Regions from separate parts of the Mus musculus genome. Here regions 1 and 2 are each linked to region 3. A link is a loop called in an ENCODE intact Hi-C map of the cell type or tissue named here. Cell type or tissue: heart. All regions are shown on one strand.

Region 1 (8,000 bases), 220 kb after region 3:
TTGAACTGCACTGACTGAATGGTGGCAGGGAGTGGAATGGGTTAGGGAGTGCACAGCCAGCACTCCTTGGTAGGTATGTGCTGGGAAGATCCTCTTCCTAGTCTTCTAAGCCAGACTTCTAAAGGCTGTGGCTCTACCTTCTGAACCCCCACAGCCAAGCAGTTCTCTTGGGGCAAGAAGCCACACCCAGGGAGGAGAAAGTTGGATCTTGGGTTACATGGTTGGCAAGTTAGCTTTTACTTACCTCTAGCCTTGTCTGTCTGTATTGTGTGCTCATTTTCTTTTTCTATGCCAGTGGGGCTCCTTCTCTATGTTCTGTGAGCCTTGTTTTTTCTCCTCTGTACATTAGCTGATACAAACACCCAAGGAAGTCATCTTGAGAGGGTGACACATAGGTGCACTAGAATAGACCTAGGAGAACTGCTGGATTGATTTGCTGTGTACCACTACCCTTCCCCTATTCCACACAGCAGCAGAGAAGACCTGTGTCCTGTCCTAGTCTGTGTTTTTAAGAGGGAAGACCATACCCCTGAAATATGATGGACAGATCCCTCACGTGGAACACAGAATGGATCTGAGATGGACACGGGGCACACACAACAAGGTATACTGTTTTGTTACCCAGTTCATGGGAGAAAGCATCCCCATTGGCTTCTAGGAGGGAGCTTCCATCTACCCAGTCTAGGCCTAAAAACTCAGCCTACTGATATATGAATGCCATGGGAAGCTGGCCTCAGTCTTTGCCAGTCAGATTTTGTCAACTTGACACAAGTGTTATTTGGGAAGAGAAACCTCAGTTGAGAAATTACCTCCCTCAGGTTGCCTGTAGGCAAGTCTGTAGGGTGTTTTCATGACTATTGATTGATGTGGGCAAGCTCAGCCCACAGTAGTGTTTGTGGAGTCACACTTGGGGGCAGGTGGTCCTGGGGTGTATAAGAAAGCAGGATGAGCAAGCTATGAGCAACCAAGCCTGTAAGCAGCATCCCTCCATGGCTTCTGTACCTCTATGGCTTGAGTACCTGCCCTGACTTCCCTCAGTGATGACCTGAGAGTGGTAAGTTGAAATAAACCATTTCTTTCCCAACCTGCTTTTCATCATGGTATTTTATCTGCACCATAGAAACATTAAGACATAGCCCAACAAGGGGCCTTGGGCACCAGTGCTGAAGGTTCTCACATTTCACCTTGCTGGATCCCCAAATCCTCATCATGTGCCCACCCCAAACCCTCTGCAGTCACCACTTTCTCAAAGTAGATTTTACTTCCAATTGCCATTTGCTAAATCTGCCTCCTAAAAACCTTGCGGGGGGAGTAGGGATTAAGGCTGATTACAGATGTTACAGAAGCTATGTAGTCTCTGAGCACTGGGTGGGAGTCCAGCCGGAGGGTGAGAAGCAGTCCAGCTCCTTCTGAGCTGACTGAGCCATCAATATCATCTCAAACTCTGAGCCCTGCTGTCCAGTCTCATAAAGAGGACTCTCTTACCTCAGCTGACCAGGGCCTCCCATGCAGCAGGCTGGACCTCACAGGGAATGCAGAAGCACCCATGGGGTCCATGAGGAAGATGAGCAGCTCCTTCAAGCGTGGTTCAATCAAGAGCTCCACATCAGGGTCCCAGAAGGTGAGTGAGCTTTGTTTGAGGCCCAAGGGCAGATGGATAGCAAGGTCAAGGGACATGGGTCTCTACTCTGTTTGATTGCTGCTCCAGTGGGCTCTCGTCTTCCAGGTGTATGTGTGTGTGTGTGTTATGTATATATACTTTCTACTGCATCAAACTCCTTTCTTAGGGGGTGACTCCACATTTCATGCCTCTATGTCCCATGTCTGATGTCTTCATTCTCTCACTTTCAGGATGTTGTACTGGTAGCCGTGGCCAGTATCCTCACGGCTCTGAGCCATGACATCCCTTGTCTCCACACGGGGCACTGTGAAAGGGTTCTTATGTGGCTTGCTTGTCCTTGCTTTGCTCTGTTCCAGATTTATAGAATTACTGAGGGGACTTAGAGGTATACTGCTGCTTCTAGAAGACGTGAGGGTGGCCCTGAGTGAGCCCTGCGTTTGGTATAGGTTTCTGTGGCCTCTGAGCAGGCTGAGTGGACGTCCCATTCTGTTAAAGGCCACTTACTGTGTTAGGGTCACTTGTCTTCTGCACCTGGTCTGTCTAAGGCAACAAAAAACTAGCCTAGGAGTAGGTGGCCTTCAGTACCCTGGGCTGCAAGAATGGGTCCTTTGGACCCAGGTTACCATGGCCCATACAACTGGAGACCTGATTAAGAAAATCAGACACAAGTTAACTGTAAAGTTAGGATCTTGTGGGCTATGCCCTCGGATGGAGACACACTATGTGCTTGGTTACTCAGTGTGTTTGTTACATACAAAGTAAATGAGGAGGCAGGTCAGCTAGTGTGTGTTTATTATATACGGTATGAACAAGGAGACTAGCCAGCTAATGTGTGTTTATTATATATAGTATGGACAAGGAGGCTGGTCAGCTAATCTTGGTAGATGGTCTCTATAGAGAAACGGCCTCAGGGGATTTGACCATGAAGTAATCTGGGATGAAAAAGCTCTGTACAGTTTGCACTACTCACTACTGTTTTTTAGCTAAATGTCACCCATTCTTCAACATCCATCCTTGCACCAGGGAAAGGCCTTGCCATCCTATGAATCTGAGGCACTGGTGTTCTTGACATGGTCATGCTCATGACGTGAATGCTCATTCAACAAGTATACACTCTCTTCCCACAGTAGGTGGCCTGATAGGTCATCTTACTCAGCTGCCCTCAGGTAGAGCCCAAGGAGGAGGTAGAGGCTCCTTCCAAGACACTGCCCCTACAGAGGGTGAAGGAGGCAGGAAGGAGAGGGTGTGAACAGAAGGGTGCACCACTGCAGTAGCTCTTTCTGACATTCCAGCCAGTGCCCTGGTCAGTGTTGGGGACAGAAGCCAGGACAGCAGCGCGATCCAGGTGAGTGCCTCAGGGAAGGTATTCCCTCAGGCAGGACACTGGGTCATCTTAGGAGCTGACCAGGCGGTTGATCTCATAGCACAGAAACAGCTAGGCATTTATCCATCCAGTTGTTTCCTAGCGTCTGATGTCCTAGGAACCTGAAAACACACACAAAGTCAATAGGAAATGGTTTATTTTTAAAGGCTTTTTACAAGTTTCAAGAAGATCCATCCCCAGGGGCTCCTTGTGGGTGGTAGAAGGTACAGCTCTGTTCTCCCAGGTGTGTGAGAGTTAGCAGTCTTTCTGTAGAGCCCGCACGCCCACGGGTGTCCTGTAAATTAGTATTCACAAATCTACCGCCACACTTGGCAGGAACGCGACATTCACATGCCTCTAGCTGTGCCACTGCGCATGACCCTCCTTCCCAGAACACAGCCGCTCCCACTGCTAACTGATAAGCTCCGGAAAGGAAGCAGGCTGTGCTGTTCTGGAATTCCATGTCTCTGTTGCCCTCTGCCGGGTGCTTACCCTAGTGAAGTAGCAGAGTCTGGGTGTGGGGAACTCAGCAGATGGGAGGAACACACTGAGTGTGGTCAGCATTGAAAACTAGCACTTCTCTCTCCTTTCTGTTCCCCCTCCTCCTCTTCCCTCTCTGTCCCGCTGTCTCTCTCTCTCTTTCACTCTCTCTCTCTCTCTCTCTCTTTCACTCTCTCTCTCTTTCTCTCTCTCTCTCTTCCTTTTACTCCCTCCTCCCCCCATCCTCCAGGACTACACATTTGATTCTACTTCAAATTTAAGAGGGTGTCCCTCCCCTTCCAAGGTGAACTCATCCCATGGCAATTTATGACCCCCCCTCCCCCAAATCCTAATTCTCCAAGTCCTCACTGCCAGATCCGGTCCCTGGCACCTCTCCCCCAAATCCCGAGTCTCCAAGCCCTCCTTGCCAGAACCAGACCTAGTTAAAGGCTCAGTGTAGCCCCGGGCATGATCATGACACTCCTCAGGCCAAGAATGAGATCACCGAAGGGAGAAGGAAGGATGGTTCTTCCATCTGTTTCTGTTACACTGTGTAGGAGTGTTACTCTGTAGCCCAGGCTGGTCTTGAACTTACAGCAATCCCCCTGCCTCAGTCCCCCCTTCCCCCTCAGGCTTAGATTACAGGGGTGAGCCACTTAATCTGTAAGGGGATAGTGAGAAACAAGTTCCCAAAGTATGCATGTTCCTTTGTTTTTGTAAACACTTGAGATTCCTTTGTCCTTAGGAACTTGGTGCTCTTCCAAGGGTGATCCTGCCTGGCCCTCTGTTGTCAAAGACACTTTTGGCCTTTGGCCTGGCTGGTCAGCTTTTCCTGTTAGGCAGCTCCTCACTTGGCCTTAACACCACCCCCACCCCAAAAAATCCCAATATCCAGCCAAGGGAATTGAATCAGTGACTGAAGGGCAGCTACCTCTATGCAGGAGGCCCAGCCTTCCGCAGCTGTAGGAAAAGCTGCCAGGTGGCCATGTGGAACATGAAAACCCTGTCTACATTTTAATTTGCTAAACGATACAGATAAAATTTGGAATTGAAAATGGAGGTCTTGAACATATTAAATGGTAGCACAGCCTGGTAAACTGTACCTTAGATCCCCTTAGAAAATTCCAGCACAGGTCCTGAAGGACATACACAAAAATGCTTATCTCAGCATTCCACGTTGCTGCAAATAAGAGTGCCCTGGAGCTCACTGGCAAGGGTGTGCTGGGATCCCTGCAGCTCTGAACAATGGACTACTATACAGTACTTAAAATATCAACACAGATAAATTCTGGAACATATGTTATCAAAACAATAAGCTTCTCATAAAATCTCCAAAACACACAAGGAAATTCTAAAAATGACATGTCCTTTTAGGATAGAGGTGGTTAGCTCTGTCTGTAATCTTTCTTTCTTCATGTGCTAGATGCAATCATTTTTCCTTTTCTTGGCCTCTGTGGTGGTTTGAACAGATTTGGCCCCCATAGATTCATGTGTTTGACTGCTTGGCCCACAGGGATTGGCACTACTGCTAGGAGGTGTGGCCTTGTTGGAGGGGCTGTGTCACTGTGAAGGTGGGCTTTGGGGTCTCAGTCCTAAGCTCCACCCAGTGTGGAATTCGAGTCTCTTCCTGGCTGCCTTCAAATCGAGATGAAGATCTTTTGGCTCCTCCAGCACTATGTCTGCCTGAACGCTGCCATGCCTCCTACCGTGATGATAATGGACTGAACCTCCGTAACTGTAAGCTGGCCCCAGTCAAACATTATTGGTAAGACTTGCGTTGGTCATGTAGTCCCTTCACAGCAATGAAACCCTAAAACAGCCTCCTTCCTTTTTTTACACGGCTCACCTGTCTGTCAGCCTTTCTTATGATTTTGAAATCAAAGCGGTGCTTTCACAATTGAGAATTGGTTTCATCCTTCTCGAAGAAGCCCAGGTGCAGCAAGGAGTGCCCTGCCTGCCTCTAATCTCAGAGAAAGAATTCTACAGCGCTGGCTTTTACCAGCAGCTCTCTTGCCTCCTCAGCCCAGAAGCTGCACACAGGGGCCGAGCCAAACTGGCCTGCCCTCTGTATCCCACCACCCTCTGTAGCAGCTGCAGCCGAAGACATATCTCAGATCAAGGGATCAGGAGCTGTGAACTCGGGAACCACTCTGGGGAGCTAGACTTGGTTCTGTGGAGTGCGCTACACTTTTCAGAGAGCATGGCTGTTATCTGGGGGGATCCCAGTAGATTTTCATGTTAAGTCGCCACCCAAAGTCACTGTGAAATGATCAATACCCCCCCCCCAAAGAAAATGTTCAAATTTCAGAACCAACAAACTGAACAGAACATGAGGAGGAGGCAGGTTGTTGAAGAAGCCCAGGGTCCACCTCAGACGCAGTATGTGAGTGAGTCTCTGCTCAGAGGCTCTGAAAGATTCAGGAGAACCCCTGTGGCCCTGATGCAGCAGTCTTCAAAAAGCAGCAAGCTCATTGTGTTGAGGCAAAGAACACGCATGCGTCCTTCTCTAAGCCGTGCTGCCATTTCCTTGGGGGCTGAGGCAGGGGTGGCACTTTAGAGATCAGAATACTTTGGGCTGGCAGAGACTTCTGAAAATCCTCTTTTTCTCCTACCCTACCTTAAAGCCATCAGACATACCTGGCTTCCTCCGGCATAGTCATAGATGGACTGGTACATAAGTTTGGGGCTCTGCAACTGTGCCCCACACTGCTGGCAACCCTGTCCCCAAGAGCCAGAGAGAGTCATAGCCTGGCAGGAGCCTTCCCCAGGCCTCTGGCTCCACCCTGTCTTCCTCCTCCTTTGCCTCTGGGATTCAGAGATGATTGGAGCAATTCCAAGGCAGCGTCTTGCCAGGCCTTCCCAGCCTCTGTGGGGTCTCGCACCTGCTCACATCCCCACAGGTCCCTCCCACGCAGAGCTGAGATGTATGTAGGTCGGATGACTCTAGGTTGCCATAGCACCCCACACATAGCGCGTTCACATCAAGGGTCTGACCACCCCTGTCTGCAGATGTGCTGAGGGTGCTGCTGTGTGATTACAGGAAAGCTACTGAACCTCTCTGGGCCTAACGTCCTCATTAATAAAGTGAGGAAGACATCATTGAAGATGTCTTCAGTTTCCACCCGTGTTAAGCCACTAGACTAACTACTCTTGTAACAAGTGTAGACTGAATGTTTACAACACCGACTCAAAAGCAAAAGCAAAACTAAACACAAAAACTTGTTGTAGTGAGAGAGTTGTTTGTAGCTTGTTCTTTGTTAATTTTTTTTCTGTAAACCCATTGTAGTGTTTGGACAAAGGCTGGCCTTTTATAAATGCACGCCTCCTTTCTCTCACAAGCCTTTGCCAGCATTGTAGTGTGTCCAGCAGTATCCCTGGAACTGGGGTCTAGAATGTCAAGACAGAAAACAGCACCACACCCAGCGGGGGTGGGCTTCCTAGTGCTATCAGCTATGCAGTCAGTAAGTGCTGTGGAGAAGGACAGGGGAGAGACTTTGGGCATCAGGGTAGGGGGTTCACTGAGGCTGACAAAGGAAGCCATGCAGACACCCACAGGAAGAGCAGCAGGCGGCAGGGAACAGTCAGTGCACAGGCTAGGGAGTTTGAGGACACTTGGGGCAGAGGGGAATGGAGGTGTGTGTGAGGGATGCATAAAGGGAGAATCTGTGCCAGGACCCGCTGGCTCTCTGGCCCACAAGGCAGGCTTCATTCGCAGTTGTCTTTGACCTTTGATAGATCATTGACCCAAGAGTAAAGGGTGTATGCAGGGAAAGGCCACCTTGGGATTTAACCTTTGAGCCAGTTGAGGTGGCACCAAGGCTGTCTTTAGAAGCAGTTGGACTTGAGCTGTGAGATTGGTGGCTGTGGGGGGAGGGGCAAGGAGAGGGGGAGGGAAGCTGTGCATCACAGCTGGAGGCAATGCCCCCAGAGCACTGAAGGCTGCAAACAACCCAGCATTAGAAACAGCCTGCCCTGTGTATTTAAGGCCACAGACAAAAACTCCTGTTTGTAGAAGCTGCTGGGAGATTTGCAGTCATGTGGTATCCCAGGCCACCCGTGCCTCCTGCTGCCTTGGGGACACCAGGGAGCTCTGGATGCTCTTCCCACCCCCACCCGGCCACCCATCCAAAGGAAGCAGAGCCCCTCCCTGCCTAAGAAAGGGTTGGCCACACCCCTTCCCATCAGTCTGAAAGTGTATGTATGCACAAGGGATCTGTTGGCAGAGCAACTTGGTCTTGGCTAATACAGAACTAAAGTCAGCTCAATTTTTCAACTTCATTACTGTCCTACTTCAGCCAGTTTGGACTGACACCACCACCACCCCCTCTCTTGTGTATGTGTGTGTGTGTGTGTGTGTGTGTGTGTGAGTGTGTGAGACTGACACATGCATATTACATTTCCCATATATGAGTGCAGGTAGTGTGTGTAAAGTTCAGAGGACAGCCCCAGGTGTTACTCCATGCCTTCCACATGTGACAGACAGGCTACCTGGAGCCCGGAATTGACCCTTCTCCACTTTCCCTCTCTCTGGGTGGA
Region 2 (8,000 bases), 140 kb after region 3:
GGTGTCACAGTGCTCCATGTGCTATCACAGTGCTCCACTGTGCTGTCACAGTCCTCCACTTTATTGTCACAGTGCTCCACTGTGGTGTCACTGTGCTCCATTGTGGTGTCACTGTGCTTCATTGTGGTGTCACAGTGCTTCACTTTGGTGTCACAGTGCTCCACTGTGGTGTCACAGTATTCCACTATGAGGTCAAAGTGTTCCACTGTGATGTCACAGTGCTCTACCTTGCTATCACAGTGCTCTACTGTTGTGTCACAATGCTCCACTTTGTTATCACAGTGCTCCACTGTGGTGTCACAGTACTCCATTATTGTGCCAACGGGCTCCATGATGGTGTCACCATGCTCCACTGTGGTGTCAAAGTTCTCCACTGTGGTGTCACAGTATTCCACTATGGGATCAAAGTGTTCCACTGTGATGTCACAGTGCTCTACCTTGCGATCAGTGTGCTCCATGTGCTATCACAGTGCTCTACTGTTGTGTCACCGTGCTCCAATTTCATATCACAGTGCTCCATGTGCTATCACAGTGCTCCACTGTTGTGTCACAGGCTCCACTATGGTGTCACAGTGCTCCACTGTGGTATCAAAGTGCTCCACTGTGGTGTCACAGTGCTCAACTATGGTGTCACAGTGTTCCACTTTGCAGTCACAGTACTCAACTTTGCTATCACAGTGCTCCACTGTGGTGTCACAGAGCTCCACTGTAGTGTCACAGTGGTCCACTTTGCCATCACAGTGCTCTACTCTTTTGTCATCGTGCTCCACTGTGCTGTCACAGTGCTCCACTGTAGTGTAATAGTGCTCTACTGTGGTGTCACCGTGCTCCACTGTGGTATCACAGTGCTCCACTCGGTGTCAGTGTGCTCCACTGTGGTGTCACAGTGCTCCACTGTGGTTCCCCCTTGCAACACTGTGATGTCATCCTGCTCCACTGTGCTGTCAAAAGTTCTCCACTGGGCTGTAACAGTGCTCCACTGTGGTGTCAAAGTGCTTTACAGTGGTTTCACAGTGCTCCACTTTGCTATCACGGTGCTCCACGGTAGTGTCCCAATGCTCCACTTTGTGATGACAGTACTCTACTTTCCTGTCACAGTGCTCCACTGTGGTGTCACAGACTTCCACTGTGGTGTCACAGTGTTCAACTTTGCTGTCACAGTGCTCTACTGTGGTGCCACAATGCTCTACTTTCCTTTCACAGTGCTCCACTGTGGTGTCACAGACCTCCACTGTGGTGTCAGTGTTCCAATTTGCTGTCACAGTGCTCTACTGTTGTGTCACAATGCTCTACTTTCCTATCACAGTGCTCCAATGTGGTGTCAGAGTGCTCCATTTTGCTATCACAGTGCTCCACTGTGGTGTCACAGAGCTCCACCGTAGTGTCACAGTGCTCCACTTTGCTATGGCAGTGCTCCACTGTGCTGTCATAGTGTTCCACTTTGCATTCACAGTGCTCCACTGTACTGTCACAGTGCTCCACTTTGCAATCACAGTGCTCCACTGTGCTGCCACCGTGCCCCACTAAGGTGACACAGTGTTCAACTTTGCTGTCACAGTACTCCACTGTGGTGTCACAGTGCTCCACGGAGGTATCACCGTTCTCCACTTTGGTGTCTAAGTGCTCCACTATGGTCTCACAGTGCTCCATGTGCTATCACAATGCTCCACTGTTGTGTCACAGTGCTCCCCATTGCTATCACAGTTGTTCACTGTGGTGTCACAATGTTCCACTGTGGTGTCACAGTGCTCCAGTGTGGTGTGACCTTGCTCTACTGTCATATCACAGTGCTCCATGTGGTATCACAGTGCTTTACTGTTGTGTCACACTGCTCCACTTTGGTATCAGAGTGCTCCACTTTGCTATAACAGTGCTCCACATTGGTGTCACAGTACTCCACTGTGGTGTCACAGTGCTCCACTGTGGTGTTACGGTGCTCCAATTTCCTGTCACAGTGCTCCATGTGCAATCACAGTGCTACACTGTTGTGTCTAAAGCTCCACTGTGGTGTCAGAGTGCTCCACTCTGGTGTGACAGTGCTCTACTGTGGTGTCTCAGTGCTCCACCGTGGTATCACAGTGCTCCACTGTGGTGTCTCTGTGCTCCACTGTGGTGTCACTGTGCAACACTCTGGTGTCACCCTGCTCCAATGTGCTGTGAAAGTGCTGAACTTTGCTGTCACAATTCTTCACTGTGGTGTCACAGTGCTTTATTGTGGTTTCAGAGTGCTCCACTTTGCTATCACAGTGCTCCATGGTAGTGTCCCAACGCTCCACTTTGCTATCACAGTACTCTACTTTCCTGTCACAGTGCTCCACTCTGGTGTGACAGTGTTCCACTTGGCTGTCACAGTGCTCCACTGTGGTGTCACAGAGCTCCAGTAGTGTCACAGTGGTCCACTTTACTATCAAAGTGCTCCACTGTGCTGTCACAGTGTTCCACTTTGCAGTCACAGTGCTCCACTTTGCTATCACAGTGCTCTGCTCTTTTTTCACTGTGCTCCACTGTGCTGTCACAGTGCACCACTGTGGTTCCCCCTTGCAACACTGTGATGTCACCCTGCTCCATTGTGCTGTCAAAATACTCCACTTTGCTGTAACAGTGCTCCACTGTGGTGTCAGAGTGCTCTACAGTGGTTTCACAGTGCTCCTCTTTGCTATCACAGTGCTCCACAGTTGTGTCCCAAAGCTCCACTTTGCTATCACAGTACTCTACTGTCCTGTCACAGTGCTCTTCTGTCCTGTCAAAGTGCTCCACTGTGGTGTCACAGTTTTCCACTTTGCTGTCACAGCGCTCTACTGTGCTGTCACAATGCTCTACTTTCCTATCACATTGCTCCACTGTGGTGTCACAAAACTCCACTCTGGTGTCACAGTTTTCCACTTTGCTGTCACAGTGCTCTACTGTGGTTTCACAATGCTCTACTTTCCTATCACAGTGTGCCAATGTGGTGTCACAGTGCTCCACTTAGCTATCACAGTCCTCCATTGTGGTGTCAGAGAGCTCTATTGTAGTGTCACAGTGCTCCACTGTGCTGTCACCATTCTCCACTGTGCAGTCAATGTGCTGCACTGTGTTGTCATAGTGCTCCACTGTGGTGTAAGAGTGCTCTACTGTGGTGTCACAGTGTTTGCTTTTGCTGTCAAGTATTCCATTGTGGTGTGACAGTGCTCCACTGAGGTGTCACAATGTTCGACTTTGCTGTCACAGTACTCCTCTGTGGTGTGACAGTGCTCCACTGAGGTGTCACCATTCTCCACTTTGGTGTCAAAGTGCTCCAATAAGGTCTCACAGTGCTCCACTATGGTCTCATAGTGCTCCATGTGCTATCACAATACTCCACTGTTGTGTCACAGTGCTCCAATTTGCTATCACAGTGGTCCACTGTGGTGTCACAGTGCTCTAGTGGTGTGACCTTGCTCTACTGTGGTATCACAGTATACCATTTTGCTATAACAGTGCACCACATTGGTGTCACAGTACTCCACTGTGGTGTCACAGTGCTCCCCTGTGGTGTTACGGTGCTCCAATTTCCTGTCACAGTGCTCCATGTGCAATCACAGTGCTCCCCTGTTGTTTCAAAAGCTCCACTGTGGTGTCACAGTGCTCTACTGTGGTTTCTCGGTGCTCCAGTGTGGTATCACAGTGCTCCACTGTGGTGTCTCTGTGCTCCACTGTGGCGTCACTGTGCAACGCTGTGGTGTCACCCTGCTCCAATGTGTTGTGAAAGTGCTGAACTTTGCTGTCACAATTCTCCACTGTGGTGTCACAGTGCTTTATTGTGGTTTCATATTGCTCCACTTTGCTATCACAGTACTCTACTTTCCTGTCACAGTACTCCACTCTGGTGTGACAGTGTTCCACTTTGCTGTCACATGCTCTTTTGTGGTGTCACAATGCTCTACTTTCCTTTCACAGTGCTCCACTGTGGTGTCACAGACCTCCACTGTGGTGTCAGTGTTCCACTTTGCTGTCACAGTGCTCTACTGTTGTGTCACAATGCTCTACTTTCCTATCATAGTGCATCAATGTGGTGTCACAGTACTCCATTTTGCTATCACAGTGCTCCAATATGGTGTCACAATTCTGCACTGTGGTATCACAGTGCTAAACTGTGGTGTCACAGTGTTCCACTTTGCTTCCACAGTGCTCCACTTTGCTATCACAGTGCTACACAGTAGTGTCCCAATGCTCCACTTTGCTATCACATTACTCTTCTTTCCTTTCACATTGCTACACTGTGGTCTCACAGTGTTCCATTGCGATGTCACAGTACTCCAAAGTGGTGTCACAGTTTTCCGCTTTCCTGTCATACTGCTCAACTGTGGTGTCACTGTGCTCTACTTTCCTACCACAGTATTCGACTGTGGTGTCACAGTGCTCCCCTGTGGTGTCACAGTGATCAACTATGGTGTCAAAGAGCTGTACTGTGGTGTCAGAGTGCTCCACTTCGATCTCACAGTGCTCTACTGTGGTGTCACCATGCTCCTCTCTGCTATCACAGTGCTCCATGTGTTATGACAATGCTCCACTGTTGTGTCACAATGCTTCACTTTGTTATCACACTGCTCCACAGTGGTGTCACAGTGCTGAACTTTGCTGACAGAGTGTTAGACTGTGATTTCACAGTGCTCCACCTTGCTATCATATTGCTCCATGTACTAACAAAGGGTTCTACTGTTTTGTCACAGTACTCCACTTTGCTATCACAGTGCTCCATTTTGCTATAAGAGCACTCCACTGTGGTGTCAACGGGCTCCAACGTGGTGTCACAGTGCTCAACTTTGCTGTCACAGTATTCCACATTGGTGTCACAGTACTCCACTGTGGTGTCAACGGGTTCCACAGTGCTGTCACAGTGCTCCACTGTGGTGTCAACCGGCTCCTCTGTGGTGTCACAGTGCTCCACTGTGGTGTGAACCGGCTCCACTGTGGTGTCCCCGTGCTCCACTGTGGTGTTACGGTGCTCCAATTTCCTGTCACAGTGCTCCATGTGCAATCACAGTACTCCACTGTTGTGTCAAAAGCTCCACTGTGGTGTCAGAGTGCTCCACTGTGGTGTCACAGTGCTCTACTCTGGTCTCGGTGCTCCACTGTGGTATCATAGTGCTCCACTGTGGTGTCACTGTGCAACACTGTGGTCTCACCCTGCTCCAATGTGCTGTGAAAGTGCTGAACTTTGCTGTCACAATTCTCCACTGTGGTGTCACAGTGCTTATTGTGGTTTCAGATTGCGCCACTTTGCTATCACAGTACTCTACTTTCCTGTCACAGTGTTCCACTTTGTTGTCACAGTGCTTCACTGTGCTGTCACAGTGCTCCACTATGGTGTCACAGTATTCCTCTGTAGTGTCACAGTGCTCCAATGTGCTGTCATAGTGCCCCTCTGTGCTGTCACAGTGCTCCACTGTTGAGTCACAGTGCTCCAGTGAGGGGTCACAGTGTTGCACTGTGATGATACTGTGCTCCACTGTGCTGTCTCACTGCTCCACTGTGCTTTCAGAGTGCTGCACTTCGGTGTCATTGTTCTCCACTGTGGTGTCACAGTGTTCCTCTGTAGTGTCACAGTGCTCCAGTGTGCTGTCACAGTGCTCCACTGTGGTGTCACAGTACTCCACTGTGCTGTCACAGTGCTCCACTGTGGTGTCACAGTGTTCCACTATTTTTTCACAGTGCTCCACTGTGGTTTCACAGTGCTCAACTGTGGTGTCAATGTGTTCCAATTTGCAGTCACAGTGATCCAATGTGTTGTCACAGTGCTCCACATTGCTATCACAGTTCTCTGTGTTGTCACAGAGCTCCAGTGCTCCACTTTGCTATCGCAGTGCTCCACTGTGCCGTCATAGTGTTCCATTTTGCAGTCACAGTGCTCCACTGTAGTGTCACAGTTGTTCACTTTGCTATCACAGTGCTCTATTGATTTGTCACCATGCTCAACTGTGCTGTCACAACACTGCACTATGGTGTCATAATTCTCTACTGTGGTGTCACCGTGGTCCACTGTGGTATCACAATGCTCCACTGTGGTGTCAGTGTGCTCCACTGTGGTGTCACAGTCCTACACTGTGGTGACCCTTGCAACACTGTGGTGTCACCCTGCTCCACTCTGCTGTCAAAGTTCTCCACTTTGCTGTCACAGTGCTCCACTGTGGTGTCAAAGTGTTCTACTGTGGTTTTACAGTGCTTCACTTTGCTATCACAGTGCTCCACGGTAGTGTCCCAATGCTCCAATTTGCTATCACAGTGCTCTACTTACCTTTCACGGTGCTCCACTCTGGTGTCACAATGCTCCACTGTGGTGTCACAGTCCTCCACTGTGGTCTCACAGTGTTCCAATTTGCAGTAACAGTGCTCCACTGTGGTGTCACAGTGCTCCCCTGTGGTGTGACCCAACTCCACTGTGGTGTCACCGGGCTCCACTTGGTGTCACCGTGCTCCACTATGGTGTCACCATACTCCACTGTGGTGTTACTGTGCTCCAATTTCCTGTCGAAGTGCTACATGTGCAGTCACAGTGCTCCACTGTTGTGTCCAAAGCTCCACTGTGGTGTCACAGTGCTCTACTGTGGTGTCACCGGGCTCCACTTGGTGTCACCGTGCTCCACTATGGTGTCACCATACTCCACTGTGGTGTTACTGTGCTCCAATTTCCTGTCGGAGTGCTACATGTGCAGTCACAGTGCTCCACTGTTGTGTCCAAAGCTCCACTGTGGTGTCACAGTGCTCCACTGTGGTGTCTCTGTGCTCCACTGTGCTGTTATTGTGCAACACTGTGGTGTCACCCTGCTCCAATGTGCTGTGAAAGTGCTGAACTTTGCTGTCACAATTCTCCACTGTGCTGTCACAGTGCTTTATTGTGGTTTCAGTTTGCTCCACTTTGCTATCACAGTACTCTACTTTCCTGTCACAGTGCTCCACTGTGGTGTCACAGTGTTCCACTTGGCTATCACAGTGCTCCACTGTGGTGTCACTATGCTCTACTGTTTTGTCACCGTGCTCCACTGTGCTGTAACAGTGCTCCACTGTGGTGTCACAGTGCTCTACTGTGGTGTCACCATGCTCCACTGTGGTGTCACAGTGTTCCACTTTGCTGTCACAGTGCTCTACTGTGATGTCACACTGCTCTACTTTCCTTTCACAATGCTCCACTATGGTGTTACAGACCTCCACTGTGGTGTCACAGTGTTCCACTTTGCTATCACAGTGCTCTAATGTGGTGTTACAGTGCTACACTATGGTGTCACAGTGCTACACTGTGGTGCCACACTGCTCCACCTTGGTGTCACAGTGTTCCACTTTCTTGTCACAGTACTCTACTGTAGTGTCAGAGTGCTCTGCTGAGGTGTCACCATCCTCTTTTTGGTGTCACAATGCTCCAGTGTGGTCTCACAGTGCTCCACTGTGGTGTCACCGTGCTCCACTTTGCTATCACAGTGCTCCATGTGCTATGACAATGCTACACTCTTGTGTCATAATGCTCCACTTTTCTATCACACTGCTCCACAGTGGTGTCACAGTGCTGAACTTTGCTGTCAGAGTGTTCCTCTGTGATGTCATAGTGCTCCATGTGCTATCACACTACTCTACTGTTGTGTCAGACTGCTCCAATTTGCTATTACAGTGCTCCACTTTGCTATAACAGTGCTCCACATTGTTGTCACAGTACTACACTGCTGTCAGAGTGCTCCACTGTGGTGTCACTGTGCTCCACTATGGTGTCACATTGTTCTAATTTCTTATCACAGTGCTCCTTTTTGCTATCACAGTGCTCCACTGTGGTGTCAACGGGCTCCACTGTGGTTTCACAGTGCTTCACTTTGCTGTCACAGTGCCCCACTGTGGTGTCACCTTACTCTACTGTGGTATCAAAGTGCTCCACTGTGATGTCACCATGCTCCATGTGCTAACACAGTGCTCTACGGTTATGTCAAATGCTCCACTTTGCTGTCACAGTGCTCCACTGTGGTGTCACAGGGCTCTACTGTGATTTCACAGTGCTC
Region 3 (8,000 bases):
GAACATGAGTTACTTAAGCGCTTCAAGGTCTAGCAATGGCTTCCCAGGGCTTCCCGGATTAGAGGCAGAACCAGACTCCACCCAGGAGCAGGCATCTGAAATGGGCAACTCTCATCATCAGACTCACCTGGGTACCAAATAAGATGCAGCCTAGACATCTACAGGCCTCCCTAACCCCGCTCTCAAGAGGGCCTGGAACCTTACAACCCCAGAGGTGCAGCCTCCCTCCCTCGGCACATATGGAGAGCGGCTCCGATTACCTACTCTTAAAACAAACCGAATAGCACACTATTGGCACTAAAAAGAAGGCCGACTCTATTCTTTCTACCTGCTCTGAGTTTCCTGGCGCTCCGAAGAGAATGGCTCCCTTTCCATTACGGAAGATGCGGTCCCCAGCGCCCCCAAACGTTTTCTAAACGCCAACTGAGACTGAAAGGAGGAGCGAGCCAAAAAGGAAAAACATCTTGGACCCAACCCGCCCACGACATCCAGCCCCTCCCCTCAGGCAAGCCCTCTGCATTTCACCAGATCGGCTACCGGGTGCTGCAAGTGGGAAACCACGGTGAAATATTCTGCACCAAGATTTCTCAATTCGATAGTTCGCCGAACACCCCCGCCCCAACTCAGCACTCTTGGTCCATCAAGTTCTGAACCAAGCTCTCTGCTCCTCCCCCATGGCCACACCCACCCCAGCAGCGGCTTTCCCGAGCAGAACTGGGAACCCTACACAAACCCCACCCACCTTCTGGGCTCACAGACCATTAATTTCGACTCCGAATGCCGGGAGATGACAGTCTTCACTCAATCCCATCACCTGCCACGTGGTTTGAGGGACCACAGATAAGGGCTGAGGACCCCCCCCCCAACCCCCGGCCTCTATAGAGAAAGTTCTGACACCTCCCTGGCCTAGAGCTCCGGCTCGTTCCATTATGAACACACGGGCCTTGAGCTCTAGTCTCCACGACTTGCATGTCTAGAGCTTCTCGGTCGGTCACTTAACTGTTAGCAACAACAACAACGAAAAGAACAGACCCCGGTAACAAAGTAACGGAATTAAGTATTTTTTGCAGTGAACTTGAGAGTTAACTGTTACGAAAGAGTTTCTGTGAGCTCAAAAAAGGAAAAAACAACAACAAAAAAACCCCAACCAACCCTAAATGTTTGTGTTAACACCAAAAATGGAGGGGGGAAGTCGGACTTCGACATCAACTACCAAGAGTCGAGCTGCGAAGCGGTCCCCGGAAACCAGAGAGGCGAGTGACCTCACGCCATCCCAGGTTTCAGGCTCAGGCCGGCCGCCCTGGTACAGGTGCCACCTGCCTGCACACAGCCCAAGAGCAAGTGAGAGTTGGATCAGAAAGGTCAGTGAACGGAGCGCGCCTTCCTAGAGCAAGCGCAGCCCCCTGCGGCCGGGCGCGCCCCCGCCGGCCGGATGGGCTGGGGCTCCCACAAAGAGCCGTGGGGTAGGGAGCGAGGACTGGGACCGCCCCCCGCGTCGGCCAGCGCCGCCGCTGGGTCGGGTTGCGACAAATTAAACCTTAGAGCCCTGGAAAAATTACAGGAAGAAGAGAACGAAGAATGTGCCGAGTGGCTGAAGGGAGCCCTGTCCCCGCGTGAACTTCGCCCGCCCCAGCCGGCCCCTCCCTCGCCAGAGCCCGCCCGGAGGCCTGGGAAGAGGGGTGGCGAGACTCCAGCTCCCCGAGCACCTACGCCCCAAAAGGGAGCGCCGCCTGCCCCCCCCCCCAACCACCTCTAGCGCACCTGCCCGCGCCGCCCGCAGCCCGGATGACGACATCTACCCCCGCGGCCCCGCCCCAAGAGCCTGGGAGGGGGCGTGCCCGATGGGGGCGCGGTCGCCGAGAGGGCGCCGGCTCCAAGCGCCACGGCCAGCGTCACGCGAGGCCAGAGCGCCAGGACAGGGGCGCGGCTGCGATCGCCCTCAGCTCATGGCTCCCCGCCCTCGGCCCCGGCCCCCTCTAGCGCTGGGCCCGAAGCTCTGGGGGCGTGGCCGGTCCCAAGCAGTCCCTAGTCCGCGCGTTCGCGGCGTCCCCGCCGCCCCACTGACCTGTGTGAGTTCTCAGGTGCGCCTTGAGGTGCGAAGATTTCCCGTAAACTTTCTCGCAGCCCGCGTAGTGGCACTTGTGCTTCCTCTGCGGGGACTCGAGGTCCGCGCGGCTCCGGCCTCGCCGACCCCTTTGTCTGAGGCCAGGCTCGCCGCTCCCCGCGGGGCCGGGCTCCTGCTCCAATGCCGCCTCCGGCTCGCTCCACGCGGGGCTGGGGGGCGCGGCCGGCGCGCCTGCTTGTCCCGGGGAGGCGGGCTCTGGGCCGGGTGGCGGCGCAGGGGGCGCAGGCGGCAGGCGGCAGGGGGTCCTCGCCTTGCGCGCAGCGGCCCCTTCTCTGCGTTCCGCGGGGGCGGGCGCCGGCGCCTGCTGGTTGAGGTCCGCTAGGATCCGAGCCACCACGAAAAGCGAGGCGCTGTCCTTGCCGTCGCGGCGCTCGTCAACGCGGGGCAGTGTGGGGGCGGCGGCGGCCGCGCCCTCGGGCCGGGGTTCAGGTCCTTCCCGCGGCTCGTGCACGACTGCGCGGCTGGACATGGACACGAGGCACTCGGCGGCAAAGTGGTCCACATAGGCGGCGGCTGCCATGCTGCGGGCTAGGGCGCGCGGTGCTCTCGCAGGAGTCGTCAGCGGCGCATCCGCACCCACGGCCTCCGGGAGCGGCGGGGGGCGGGGGCGCGGCGCGCCCTCTTCTCCGGCTGGGCTGGGCTGGGCTAGGCTGGGCGCGTAGCCGCTTCTGCCGTCACCCGCGCGGCTCCGCGTCCGCCTGGCCGGGCACTGGAGGGTGAGCGCATGGGGGGCTCCAGTAAGGAGGGTCCGCGTGCGGCGTCAGAGTCGGCCTGTCTTAGGGACGTCGAGCGGAGGCGACGTTAGGCACGACCCCTGCAAGTTGTGGTCGCAGTTCCACCGTGCATTGTGGCAGGCGGGACAGCCTCCGTGCGCGCCGCGGCTCGGTGTGGGCGGACCGGCCCCGGGGGTGGGCGGGGCCGGGGCCACATCTGGACCCGACGTCAGCCCCCAGCCACATCCTGGCGGCGCAGGTTACAGGCGGCAGCGGCCGCAGGGAGCAGCGCGCACGAAGGGGGCGGGGAGCCTGGAGCGCCTCAGGAGGGGCGTGGCCAGTGGTAGACGCGAACTCCATTGGCTCTTGAGTACTTTATGCAGCCAATCCGGTCCTCGAGAGGGTTCTACTGGCCGCGGGACCTGCGCGCGCCAGTGGGCGTGCCCCTGGGCCTGCAAGAGGAGGGGCGGAAATCGGAGCCGGGCGCGCGGCGCGCAGACGCATGACGTCCGAGGGTGGCGGGCCGCTGTGTAGCGGCGCAGGGCTGGGGCGCGTGCCTCCCGCAGCGGGAACCCCGCCGGCCCTTTCCATGCCAGAGCTTTTGTGAGCAGGCAGCAGTGGGTGGCACGAGGATGGCAACACTGAGCAAGACACCCTGTGGTCGCTCCGCCCGCCGGGAGTGCGGGCAAGGTGGCGTATCGGTCCCTATGGGACCTAAGCGGCCGACCTCGCCTATGGGCGGGACATTACCGAGCCTCACCCCACCGCAGCGGAGTTCTCTGGTGGCCGGGTTTGCATTGCCCATCTCCAGCCACCTCCTCACCCCGCTCCTATTGAGCTCCGGTTCTCTACGCAACCTTGGCCCGAGCCTTGTCACCACTGGGGCCGCCCCGCCCCCGCGCGGCCGAACTGCCCTTGAGCCTATGTTAACCTGGCTGATGCAGGACCCACCACTGCCAATGCTGAGGGAGTGAGCTACGTGCTGGGGCTGCGGTCGCGGCTGTTCAGGGAACACGGGGCCCCTTCCTCCCCCTTCCTGCCCCAGGCCTGCTGCCAACTTCTCCAGGCCGCCCCTCTCCCACCGCGGTCCTGGAGGCTTCAAACACCACCAGCTGCGAGGACCCCGCCCAGGGCGCCCCACCCATCCACTGTCTGGGCCTCTGAAGGAAATGCTCCGCTGCGTCCTGCCGGGGCCTTCCAACTAGGCCACCTTGCTCTAAAGTCTAGACACACATTCATGTTCTTTCCTCTCTGAACACTAGGCCATCATCAGAGAGACCCGTAGCTTCCAACTGCCTTTGAACCAATCTTAACACACTCAAAAGACTTTGGCCGCAACTGGCCTCTGACCTGTGAGGGTAGGATCAGCAGCCTCTCCTTTTCATTGTGGATGATACCTTAAAATAAGTCAGCCACCAAGTCAGGGAGACCCGACTGCCGGTTGGTCGACCCCAGTGAGCTAAAGAAGGGTCAGTCACCTCACTACTGGTGAAAATTAAGAACCATGGCTCTGATTTCAAGTTCTTCCCCAAGTTAAATGGGAGCCTAAAATAGAAAAGACTTTGATTTCTGATAATTGAGGAAACTGAACAATTTGGAATTTTCAGTTGTGAAACTTTAGGTTAACGTTTGAACACCCCGAGTGTGAGCACACACCCTGAATTTCCACACCATTGGGCTGCTGTTTTGTGGAGAAGCTGGATCAGGGCTTTGTAGGAGGGTCTCCACTTGGCAGAAAGTAGTCATCTTTGTTCCAGGCAGATTATGTTGATGGCATTTAAGAGACTGTGTCCTGACCAAGTGATGACTCAGATTGCTCCTCTGTTCCCACCACATGCCACAGACAGTCATCTCATTGGGAAAGAGCTGGCCCCTACACTGCCTTTCAGTCCATGCATGTCTTTCTGTCCCTCTGCAGCCAGGGGCATTCTGCAGTACATAAAATACTTTTTGGTTGGGCGTGGTGGCGCACGCCTTTAATCCCAGCACTTGGGAGGCAGAGGCAGGTGGATTTCTGAGTTCAAGGCCAGCCTGGTCTACAAAGGGAGTTCCAGGACAGCCAGAGCTACACAGAGAAACCCTGTCTCGAAAAACCAAAAAAACAAAACAAAAACACAAACAAACAAAAACACTTTTTGGTGGTGTCCTCCACGGTGGACCTTCCTGGGACATACATATTCACTGGACTCCTACATTATAGGTTTCTAGGATAGAACTGCATCAATCAACCCTTCTGACATACCCCATCCAAGCTTTCTTCCTGATGGTCTCCCAAAGGGTTTTCTCCTTTGGATATTATATACAAGAGGCATTACCTTGAGTGGTTTCTTACCAGTTCACTCACCAAGTACAAAATGATTGGGGTCTCAAAATTGAGGCCTTTCTTGTCCCAAACCCAGATAGAAATATCCTAGGGGTACAGCTCTACTCTCCAGTAAATATCTCATAGCTCTAGGTCCATGTTTCTGTGCTAGTAGGATCTTGATAACAATAGTATGGGTAAATGAGATAGGGATGTTTCCTTTTAGCTGGAAAGAAAAGGAGAAACTGAAACAAAACAGATCAGAGTGAACCAAGTGGGAGCAAATGAACCATAAGAGGACTAATGACGGGTGAAGTTTTTTGTGTGACGGTGGTAGTTGTTCCATTTGGAACCTCTGAAACAACCTCAGATATAAGCTAGAAACCTCAACTGTAAGACACGAACATGGACAAGAGCAGAAGAAGCAGCTGCAGCCAGTAAAGCTGAAATGTACCCATAGACCTAAGAAAATGAAAGCCTGAACTAGGAAGGAAAGTTTCCCCACAAGGTTCACAAATGGTGACACTGGATGTGGAAGGGAAAGGGACTTGAACTAAGAATGATGATAAATGATTGTACTAGAGTCTGTTGAGAGATGTTTAGATCGGCTGCCAGCTCCATGTAGCCTCACAGCTTCCTTCCCCTTCCTCTTCCTGAGGAGAGACTGTCTCTATCTAAAGGAGACAGATGAGTCCCCAGCGTCAGAGGCAGTAGTGCGCATGTGCCTACTGATACCTACACACCCCTTTCGGGGATTCCATGGCACAGGGAGCCAGGAGCCTAAAAGAGGCTTTTGGGCTGAGCTAACCAGGCCACAGAGAATGATCAAAACAGTCTGACATCCATAGCTGCTCAAGGATCCAATTAGCACACTACACAGAAGGCCACAGTGAAAGGTGCCACTTGACACAGGACTTCTGATCCATCTCAGTCCTTCCCAGGCAAATAAGAGTGGGCAGCTGAGCTGACATGTCAGGAAACCCTGCATCAGGAAATACAAAGGCACAATAGGGTTGGTTTTTGTTTGGTTTTATTTTTGTTAAGTTGTAGGAAACAAGCCATATAGAGAGAAGTAAACATCAACAATACAGCCAATAATATCAACAGGGAAATGTAAAAGGATACCACAGTCTGCAAAGGGAATGTATGTGTGAAGAAATATTTAGGAGTAAAAGAAAGAGTTCTTGAAGCATTAAAGCAAAGTAGCAAGCATATAAATGACAAAGACTTCAGTGGAAAGACTGAGAGAGAACATTAACCAGAAAGAATCCACAAAAGCATAAAATGGAAAGAGAGAAGAAAATTAGAGAATCAACCAGGGGGCTGGAGAGATGGCTTAGCGGTTAATAGCACTGACTGCTCTTCCAAAGGGACTGAGTTCAAATCCCAGCAACCACATGATGGCTCACAACCATCCATAAGGAGATCTGACTCTCTCTTCTCGAGTGGAGTGACTGAAGACAGCTACAGTGTACTTACATATAATGAATAAATAAATCTTTTTTTAAAAAATGAATCAACCAGAAAGTGCTTTGGTCAGTTAATAGCAACCTTGACATGATGGCTAGAAAAAAAAATCACTGATGAATTAATTAGTCCAAGGGAAGTCTTGACAATCAGAGAACATGTGTTGGGACAGCCATGGAGAGTAAGGGCCTGAGAGAAAATCCCCACACTGTATCTTACCACTCTTGAAATTTCTGAGTATCAGGGAAGGTGACCTGGTGTTAATTGTAGTTCACTTATGAACTGGAGTCAGAATAATGGGCTTCTCACAGCTGGACTAGCTGCTGGGAGCAAAGAAACAGATTTGGGAATGCTAGAGGAAAACTACCATAGCTGTCATGGAGCTAGACAGTGATCCAAACATAACCATCCATCAATAGGGAGGGATACATTGTAGGAAATGTCTCCTTGGGCAGGTAAGTTGCTGTGAGCACTGCAGAGTGTGCCCATGCAAGACTGAGAGTTGTGTGTTGGCAACCCCAAGGGGTATGGTGTGTTTTTACAGTGAAGAGACACAGAAAGCTTGAATTAATACTCTTCATCATAGTTTGGATAACTGTACCCTGTGCATACTATTGATATTGAGTTATGGTGAAGCCCTTGAGGAGATAGAGATCCTAGACATTCTTTTACGTTCATCCTTGATCGCTGCTGCCGTTGGTCCAGGATTGAAATCTCTAAAACTGTGAGCCAGAGTAACCATTCCCTGTTTTTAAAAACCTAACACGCTATTTTACGATGATTTTTTTTTTTTGGGGGGGGGGGTTGGTTTTTTGAGACAGGGTTTCTCTGTATAACCCTGGCTGTCCTGGTAGGAACTACACCAAACTGTAAGAGTAACAGCTATCGGATGCACCTTCATCTGCTTTTGGATGTCCAGCAGAACAGTAAGCTGGTTTGTGCCAATACCCTACGTAAGTAATTCATTTCCCTGTGAACATTGCCATACTTGGCGTATTGGAGGTGATGGGAATCTATTAGGGATTCCCTTTAGGAATCATGGTGATGTGTGTTGTCTATAACTGACAGAAACTTTGCTACACAGCCTGACTGCATTTTTAGATGCAAGAGGTTTCAAAAAGTTCCCTTCCTAGCCTGGCAGTGGTGGTGCATGCCTTTAATCCCAGCACTTGGGGGGGGGGGGGGCACGGAGGAGAGGCAGGCAGATTTCTGAGTTCAAGGCCAGCCTGGTCTACAGAGTGAGTTCTAGGACAACCAGAGTTACACAGAGAAACCCTGTCTTGAAACCCACCCACCCTCAACCCCCCAAAACAGTCTTTTGTTCGGGGAGTGGTGTCCCATACCTTTAATCCCAGCACTCAGGAAGTAGAGGCAGGCAGATTTCTGTGAGTTT

What was found. Hi-C counts contacts between places; a loop is a spot of excess contacts. Peaks named below come from ENCODE experiments on the same cell type or tissue, not always from the same donor. Only the 100,000 strongest peaks of a DNase experiment are listed, where the experiment ranks them.
Region 1: a loop joins it to region 3, with 4 times the contacts of the local background. A loop is called at or near these places in 19 of 42 quality-filtered maps.
Region 2: it touches region 3 in a loop (5-fold over the local background); 11 of 42 quality-filtered maps call a loop at or near these places.

Annotation. Positions count from the first base shown.
Region 1 is chr7:64,152,486-64,160,485 of GRCm38, forward strand. It overlaps Trpm1 (transient receptor potential cation channel, subfamily M, member 1), which reads left to right and starts at 1,350. Exons shown (of 27, transcript NM_001039104.2): 1 at 1,350-1,621. The coding sequence starts at 1,547. In heart, a CTCF peak has its summit at 3,458 (motif pointing left); DNase peaks (open chromatin) are centred at 3,406, 3,886, 4,286, 6,896 and 4 weaker places; H3K4me3 peaks cover 719 bases; H3K27ac peaks cover 1,331 bases.
Region 2 is chr7:64,073,404-64,081,403 of GRCm38, forward strand. No RefSeq gene overlaps it. Among named protein-coding and RNA genes, the nearest start is that of Gm20670, 20 kb to the left of the region's middle. In heart, a CTCF peak has its summit at 4,393; no DNase peak of the experiment used is centred here.
Region 3 is chr7:63,935,902-63,943,901 of GRCm38, forward strand. Klf13 (Kruppel-like factor 13) reads right to left here and starts at 3,014. Exons shown (of 2, transcript NM_021366.3): 1 at 2,066-3,014. The coding sequence starts at 2,645. In heart, CTCF peaks have their summits at 410, 1,396 and 3,733; DNase peaks (open chromatin) are centred at 590, 1,870, 3,190, 3,790 and 2 weaker places; H3K4me3 peaks cover 4,422 bases; H3K27ac peaks cover 4,740 bases.